2 separate regions of the Homo sapiens genome follow, and region 1 is linked to region 2. A link is a loop called in an ENCODE intact Hi-C map of the cell type or tissue named here. Cell type or tissue: Caco-2. All regions are shown on one strand.

What was found. Hi-C counts contacts between places; a loop is a spot of excess contacts. Peaks named below come from ENCODE experiments on the same cell type or tissue, not always from the same donor. Only the 100,000 strongest peaks of a DNase experiment are listed, where the experiment ranks them.
Region 1: it touches region 2 in a loop (2.8-fold over the local background); 2 of 110 quality-filtered maps call a loop at or near these places.

Annotation. Positions count from the first base shown.
Region 1 is chr1:217,347,956-217,351,955 of GRCh38, reverse strand. No RefSeq gene overlaps it. Among named protein-coding and RNA genes, the nearest start is that of GPATCH2, 280 kb to the left of the region's middle. In Caco-2, no CTCF peak of the experiment used is centred here; a DNase peak (open chromatin) is centred at 2,472.
Region 2 is chr1:216,822,922-216,826,921 of GRCh38, reverse strand. It overlaps a transcript of ESRRG not described here. Among named protein-coding and RNA genes, the nearest start is that of ESRRG, 100 kb to the right of the region's middle. In Caco-2, no CTCF peak of the experiment used is centred here; no DNase peak of the experiment used is centred here.

The DNA of each region.
Region 1 (4,000 bases), 530 kb before region 2:
GAGATTAAAAGAGCAATGACATGAGTGCAACAAATGGGTGGAGGAGATTAACAGACCCAAACTCTAAATGAGCTAATAGCCTCGGAAAACAGCTAGATAGCTGCAAGAAACAAGCCTCATTAATGGAAGTACAGCAATCAGATCAAGGGAAGCAACGGTTCCTTTAATCAAGCCACATCTAGATTTTATATGCATATTGGCACCACAGAACATTGACAAGATGGAAGCCATTTAATGAAAGATGATGATGGTGAGTGCAGAAATTCACATCTTATAAGGAACCGATGAAGCAAGTGGAGATCTTCAGCTTGTGGAGAGGTAACAACAGGAGAGGAGGAGGTTAGAGCATGAGAGTTGTCTTCAAATCTTTGAAGGACTATTGCGTAAAAAGGATTCACCTTCTTTGAATGTTAACTGCAGAGAACAGAACTAGAAACAGTGAATGAGAAGAAGACATTATGATAGAGGTTCTTAACCCTGGCTACACCTCAGAATCATGTGTTCTTAACCCTGGCTGTACCTCAGAATCATCATAACCTTAAAGTTTAAGATTTATGGGCTCCTTCCCTGTTGATTCTGATTCAGTGGGCCTTAGGTGGGGCTTGGTAATCTGCAGTTTTTAAAACGTTTTATGGAGAATGGTGCTCAGTTTCATTTGAGAACAACTCTAAAGAGGTCAATTTCACTTTAATATAAGAAATAATTTTCTAACAATTACAACTATTACAAAACTGATATAAAAATTAGCCTGTCCTGTAGGAAAATAAGACCTTTAGAGCTGGAAATGTCCACACAGTGACTACATGCTGAAAGGAGGATTTATCTTTGTAAGGCAAATTGTATTTGGTGACTCCAGAGACTACTAGGTACTTTAAAGACCTGTAAGTTCTCTGAGGGCAGAAATGGGATCTGGTTGCCTTTTTCCCTGGGCCCAGGATATTGCAGGTGCTAAAATATCTGCTATTAAATGAATGAATGCCAAGGACCCTTTATCCAGCAGGTAATAGGGACACAGAGGCTGGCATCTGATTTCTGAGACTAATTTCTAAACCTGTGCTGTCTCACACTCAAACTTCGCTCCCTTTCTGCAGCATATTTCTCCCTTACCCTTCACACTGGTGCAATGGAAAGTTCCAACATACAGAGCCAATGTCACAGAATGTCAAATTCAGCTAAAACATAATATAAAGGGTAACACATAAAAGTGTCTTTCCAAGAGAGGAAATAAAGCACAAATAAACATAGACAATTGGGGCTGTTTTGTAGCAATGCCAATGACTACCACATCCTTGGACTCCAGACCTCATACCCATCCTCACAGTTCACCTCCCGAGCATCTCAACCAAGCCAAACCCCAGCATGAGTTTCCCCATTTGCCTACTCTTTTGAGTCACCAGAATACCGAGGATCTGCGCTCTTCAAAATATCATGTAGTACTTTGGAATTTTTTAATCTCAAGATTCTTTAACTCTGACAGGAGGAAATTACAATACTCTTTAGTGCATTTTTCTGTCAGCTCAGCATTAGAAGGATGTCCTTACTGTGCATGATACACACCATGTTTATTTTCACTTCTGTGATTTTATTATATAAATATTATGTTTCCTTTCCATGAACCCAAATGTATCCATATTTTAAGATTCAACTCAAGCTACATTTTCCTCATAGTTTTTTTCTCAATTACTCCAGAATTTGCTAATCTCTCCTGTCTCTGAATTCCTAAAATATTCATATTCGCCTCTCACCAACTCCTTGGTGCCTTGACCAACTCCTGTCTTGAAATGTTGTTCGGCAGTGTGATCCTGTGAGTGAAGAGGATACAACGTATTTCTTGGTATTTTCCAGTGATTTGATCTGAACTGTACACAGCATATTTCCTCGGAAAATGTATGCCTATTGATTTCATGTAAAACTAAGTGCGTCAATCTGGTTATGTTGAAAAAGCATCTGACACTGGAATTTCTTTGATAAATCTACAAGAAAAGATTCCAAATCCAAATTCTGGAATGATACACAGCCTCAGAAGCTCTTTGTGTGTGTACTTACTTATGTGCTGTGGCTATGCCCAAACTCCCTGCCTGCCAGAAAGCTCCATCTCCAATTCTACCTCATCTCCATTCTCACCACAGGCCTCACTCTCACTCAAGGCTGCAGAGGATGATGAAGTCCAACTTGTCAGAGGTGGTTACTTGCTAGCAAAATATTCACACCTTTGACGGAGCTGTCAGATTTTTGTCCCCAAACCAAATGAGCACACAAACTGAATTTTCCTCCCACTAGACTGGAGGGCAACGCTTTAAATCAACTCTCAGAAATAGTTCAAGTCAGTGGCTCTATACCAGCAAAAAGCCAAGGGAGAGTAGCTCTTCATCCATAGTTCATGAGGCTCCTAAGAAAGGTGCTTTCACATTAAAAAAAAAATTAACCATCCTTCCCTGGGTCGGGGGCAATGGAAAGCAGTAAAGGGACGCTAGGGGTCAGACCGTGTGAATGCTTAATGCCTTCGTAAATAGCACGCAATCACCAAGTTTGGATTTTCACAATGAATGAGGAAGCTAGATTAGTAAATATTCTAAAGAGTTATCCCCAGAGACTTACAGAGACCAACCTAGTGAAAAAACAAATAAGAAAATATTAGCATTAGTTAATAATTTATAAAGGTAGTATATACTTTAAATGAAACAATATGAGTTGAAGATGATAGATAGTCAAAGATACACAAAGTTAAGTGGAAAAGAGATAGAGAGGGAAGTGGATTCCTAGCACATACAGGCCCAGATCTGGGCTTCTGACATTTTAAATGCCATCTGAAACATCACTTGTAATGATTTCTATGACTAATAGCTACAGGGTAAACAATAGTAGCAAAACCTCGTTTGATTTAAGAAGGATTTTATGTGAGTGATTCTGGGAAGACAGTATCCTCAATATGTCTACCCTCCCTGGTCAATGCCAATCTAGACATCATCAATAGCCCATGGTGTTCACAAACTGGCAGGTCTTGGACAGTAGTGAAAGCTGAGGCAAGATTTCTTTACCCCTGGGGAATACTTGGCCTGTAGAAATCCATGGACCAGAGAAGGGAGGCAGTGCTGAGCTGCATGAGTGTTCCTGTAAGAGGGACTGAGGGATTGCTAAAAGATTTAGCTAGTGCTCCCAACCCCCAAACCTTAGGAGAGCATGAACTTCTGCAGTTGGAGAAATGGGGAACCATTTATCAACAAGGAATTGGCTACTTGCTGGCTGTTATATCACCAACTCACAGGGCAGTGGTTTCTGCTTCTCCAACCTGTATGGATTTGCAAATGCTTAAGCTACCCCAGCAGCAAGAGCTGACCCTCAAGGATGAATTGAACCATGAAAAAGAAAAGGGAAATATAATTCATTTAAGAGGATCAGTAGCAAGAAAAAGGGAAAACAAGCAGAACACCCAGAAAATAAACTAGAGTCTTTAGAGGAGACAGGCGGAAGCTTAAATGGCTACAAAAAAAAAAAAAAAAAAAAAAAACCCAAAACCAAAAACCAAATAAACAAAAAACATATAAAAAAGACTTAGTCACAGTATTAAAATGCTTCCTCAAAAAAATACTAATTAAATGTTTAAAATTGAGTAGTTCCAGGATCCCTAATGCACAAATAAGAAGTGTTCCAGAAAAGGGAATAACAAATAAATGAAAAGAGGGAAAATGTAAGCATGTAATAGAAGAATTAAATACTTTGGTCAGCATATTAAAAGTTTTCATAAAATTCTAGGCAGACTGATAATAAAGCACAAGTTTAATGTGTGGTAAAGTTCCTGGACTCCAAGAGAAAATTTTAAATATTCTAAATCAAACAAGTTACTTAAAAAAGGATAAAGAAGAATAATCAAATGAGCATCAGACTTCTCAGGTGCGACACTGAAAGCAAGAAGATTTTGAAACAGCAGCTGAGGATAACTGGGTGTAAAGACTCTGGCCCAAGAGTTATTCCCAGCTGAGATAATAATTACCTAAAATAA
Region 2 (4,000 bases):
AATTGTAGATACTGAAGGTCACTTCACGTGATCAACTGATTATTGCAGAGCTTACCAAGCCCTTCTATAACCAAAGTGTGTAAAACTGTGAAGGAGCAATTTCAGATTCCTTTCTGAACCAAAGTCCAGAGTAATACTAACGTCATTCTAGCTAAAGACTCTGGGATCAAATCTGAAAATGGAATTTGTGTAGTATGGCCTAAAATTAAGACAAAGACTTTTGGACTCAGAAAGATTCAATTCCTTACCCCTCACTTTCCTTATCTGAAAAATAGAGTCAATGATATTCACCTCCAAGGCTTATTAGTATAGGGATGAAATTAAACCAGGAAATGTTTTATAAATTGAGAAATATTTATAAGAACAATTTCTCATTATATTCAATAATATTGTAATAATCTAATAATGGTATTCTAACAATAGCATTATTGTCAGTAACCTCTGCTTATCACCTATCTTGACTTCTGAGTTGGGTTGTAAACTGTGCTGATAATGGCTGGTGAGCCCAGATCATGCAGCTAACACTCAAAGCTCAAGGTCAGTAGGTGTACCAGCTCTCATTATTCTACACTGTACGTTTGATCCTGATACTACATTTCATCATACCATTTATTTACCGGTTCAGATAAATATATTATATTAGATTGTAACTTTATCTAATGTGCATTGACATACTGATTGCATGCCGTCCGTATGTCCCTATGGGTGTGTGTGTGTGTTTTTTTTTTTTTTTGTCCTTAAACAATTTGCTTGGTTCATAGTGACTTGAGCACTTTATCATTAGAACTTAGTTTAAATTCAAAGTAACTCTACCTGCCTGTCCGTTACATCTTTGAAGATGAGAATTTTAGATAAACTTTGCTGCTCCTCTAGTTTTGTTAGCAAAGAAAATACAAGCAACTTGAGTGGGAGTTTGTACTCCCAACTTGATGCTACAAAGTCAACATTGATTGACCCGTCAACTCAGACAATACGTGGACTTCATTGGTTGGGAGGTTTTTGCCACTGAAGAACTAATAGATTTAGTTTAAATCTGGATAAATCAGAATGGGAAGCCCATCTGCCTGCAACTATGTATCTTTCAGTAGTGCTGGGCTGAAGATTCCCTGTCATTACATTTCCAGAAGGACCTTGTTAGGATGCTAATGCTAAGGAATCATGTGACCTCCAGCTCTTCTCAGACTAGAATGCTTTGTAGAGCATAAGCAATCTCAACTGGTTCATAGCCCAAGGCTGCCCAGCTTACCACTACATACACTTCTAGCATCCATAGGAATCAAACTTATTTGTCTTGTGCATTTATTAACTTATTTCTCTTTCCCATTCGTCTTCCATTTAAGTTATATTAATTTAAATATAACTTAGAACTCACTACCTCAGATTTTCTGGCTGTGCCTTCCTTCTCTCAGCCTCTGAATTGTTGCTAAAAAAAAATTCAAAGGGCTGATTTCTTTTACGATGATATATTGCATTTGCAAACCTCCTTATCTTTGCCTGCTTTATCCCAGCGGACACTTACAACAACCCAATTTGCCTATTACTGTATCCACATTGTATTGTTTTCATTAGGACATTTAAGCAATATTCAGCTGTATAACCAATGTGTGATGGAGCTCAGTTCCAAGCACTGTTCTTCTGAGGCTTAGGCCAATGATTTCTCTATTCAAACATTTCCTTAAGGGGCAGGAAGGTTGTGGAAGAAGGACTTGTCTCTGGGCCCAGAAGCTTTCACAATTGACATGTAGAGGTAATGATGCCTGCATTTCCTGCATACTTTGACATGAAGAGGGGAAGAGGGCTCACCATTACTGAAATGATGTTTATGGTGTGGGACTAGAAACTGATGGCAAAGGGAAGCTCTGGTAAAAAACAAGCAGATGGATCAAGTCTTCAAGGACAGGCCTCTGTCACTGTGACACATTCTGTAGACTACAGACCTCCTGATGTAGTGAATTCTCTGTCTCCAAGCAAGACTACATGCAGACAGATAGTGATTATATGTTTTTAAAACATTGTTCTTCACCTAGTAAGGCAAGGCAGGTAGACAGCAAACTCAATGTGGTTCATGGTTCGTTACTTCCCATCTTCATTTCTCAGATAAAAATCTGCGACAAATTTGCCATAATAAGACACTAGTTTGGTAAACTGGCAAGTGCCTTGCAGCATTTCTTGTGAGGAGCATATGCTAATGGATGCTTGTATTTGAAAGGATGACTCACAGTTAATCATTATAAGAAATAGGCTTACCACTTCATAAACTCTAGGAAAGACTGTTTTCTAAACATTTAAATTGCTCAGCCATTTTATGCATTAAAACCCAATTATAACTTAGTATGTTGGAGAATTTCAAAAGCTATTCCCTGCAGGATCTGTGCCTAAGACTACATTTTATCATTCCGTAGTTCACACTCTGTCTAATACAGGCAAAAAAAAAAAAAATTAAAATGACTATTTATTATTATTATTTTTATTTTTTGAGAGGGAGTCTCACTCTGAAGCCCAGGCTGGAGTGAAGTGACACGATCTCCACTCACTACAACCTCCCCCTCCCCTGTTCAAGTGATTTTCCTGCCTTAGCCTTCTGAGTAGCTGAGATTACAGGCACCCACCACCATGCCCGGCTAATGTCTGTATTTTAGTAGAGATGGGGTTTCACCATGTTGGTCAGGCTGGTCTCAAACTCCTGACCTCAAATGATCTGCCTGCCTCGGCCTCTCAAAGTGCTGGGATTACAGGCATGAGCCACCGTGCCCAGCCTAATAAAATAACTTAAAACACAGCAAGACACTTGAAAAGATGTTGGGCGTTGCTCCCTAATGCGGCCCTAGGAAATGTAGGGGAAAGAAAGTCATTTTACAGATTTTCTGGACTTTGCTTCATCATTACTGGTGATTATATCAGAAAAAAAGATAAATAAGAAGAATGCATTGTAGTTGGAACCTGCCCTCAAGTACTGTAGAGCTCAGCCATGTCCATTTTGTGAAGGGTATATACAAAACAGACTTCCCTTTCATTGCAATGAAAGGCAGTCAGTCAGTAGCTAAGGATGTGAATATGGCTTTAATCCTTTCTGCACTATAAGTTATAAAATCATAGGCCAGGAGCCAGTAGAAGTTTTGAAATTTTCCTGAGAAACTATTTTAGTCTAATGCCTTGCATCTTGTAAAGAAAGCTTGCATTCCTATCAGAAATGGGTGGCTCTATTAAGTCTGAAATGAGAAGATAAACAGTTCTGTCGAATTAGAAAACCTGAAAGTTGAGACAAGCTAGAATTCAATGTGTTTGTCAGCCTAGAAAGGAAAATGGAAATAAAGTTAAGTGATTTAAATTTTTAAAAAAGAATGAGTTTTCTCTTGTGTTTTTCCTTTTAGTGCCAAAAGGAAACCCATATCCAAGCAGTAACTAAAGTAAGATTATGAAATTCCAAAGGAAGAATGAAACCCAGCATCTCCACACCACTGCAATACCAATCTCCAAAGAAACACAGATATTTTCTTCCTAAACACAAAGAAAACAAAACAAAGAATCCATTAGTTTCACTTGAGAATATTTTATGCAACCTTATATACAACAGTACTGTGGCCTCTTTCTCTAGCTATCAGTATAAAACAATCAATTGATTTCATCATTGTAAATACATTAAATAGTAAAATAATTATCTATTAGAGTTGAAAGAGGTCTTTGCATCCAGTCTTACTCCCTTCTCTTACAGATTCAAGACTTTGGAGCTTAGGAAGGGTCTGTGACTCATGCAAATTCTTTCAGATATTGGGAATATTGAGATGAAATCCGGCACCGAGATGTTAGTCGAAGGTTCTCATCACAGGATAGCTTTCTGAAATACCTTTCAGTTTGGGAGGAAATAGGAGAGCTGGAAGGCTAAGCTACAAGTCGAAGACATTCTTTCCCTTTTCTAATTGGGTAAACTCATCTTCAATCTCAACAATAAAAATTAAAAAAGAAAACAAAGCAAAACTATTAGATGGGAGCATTGTTTTTG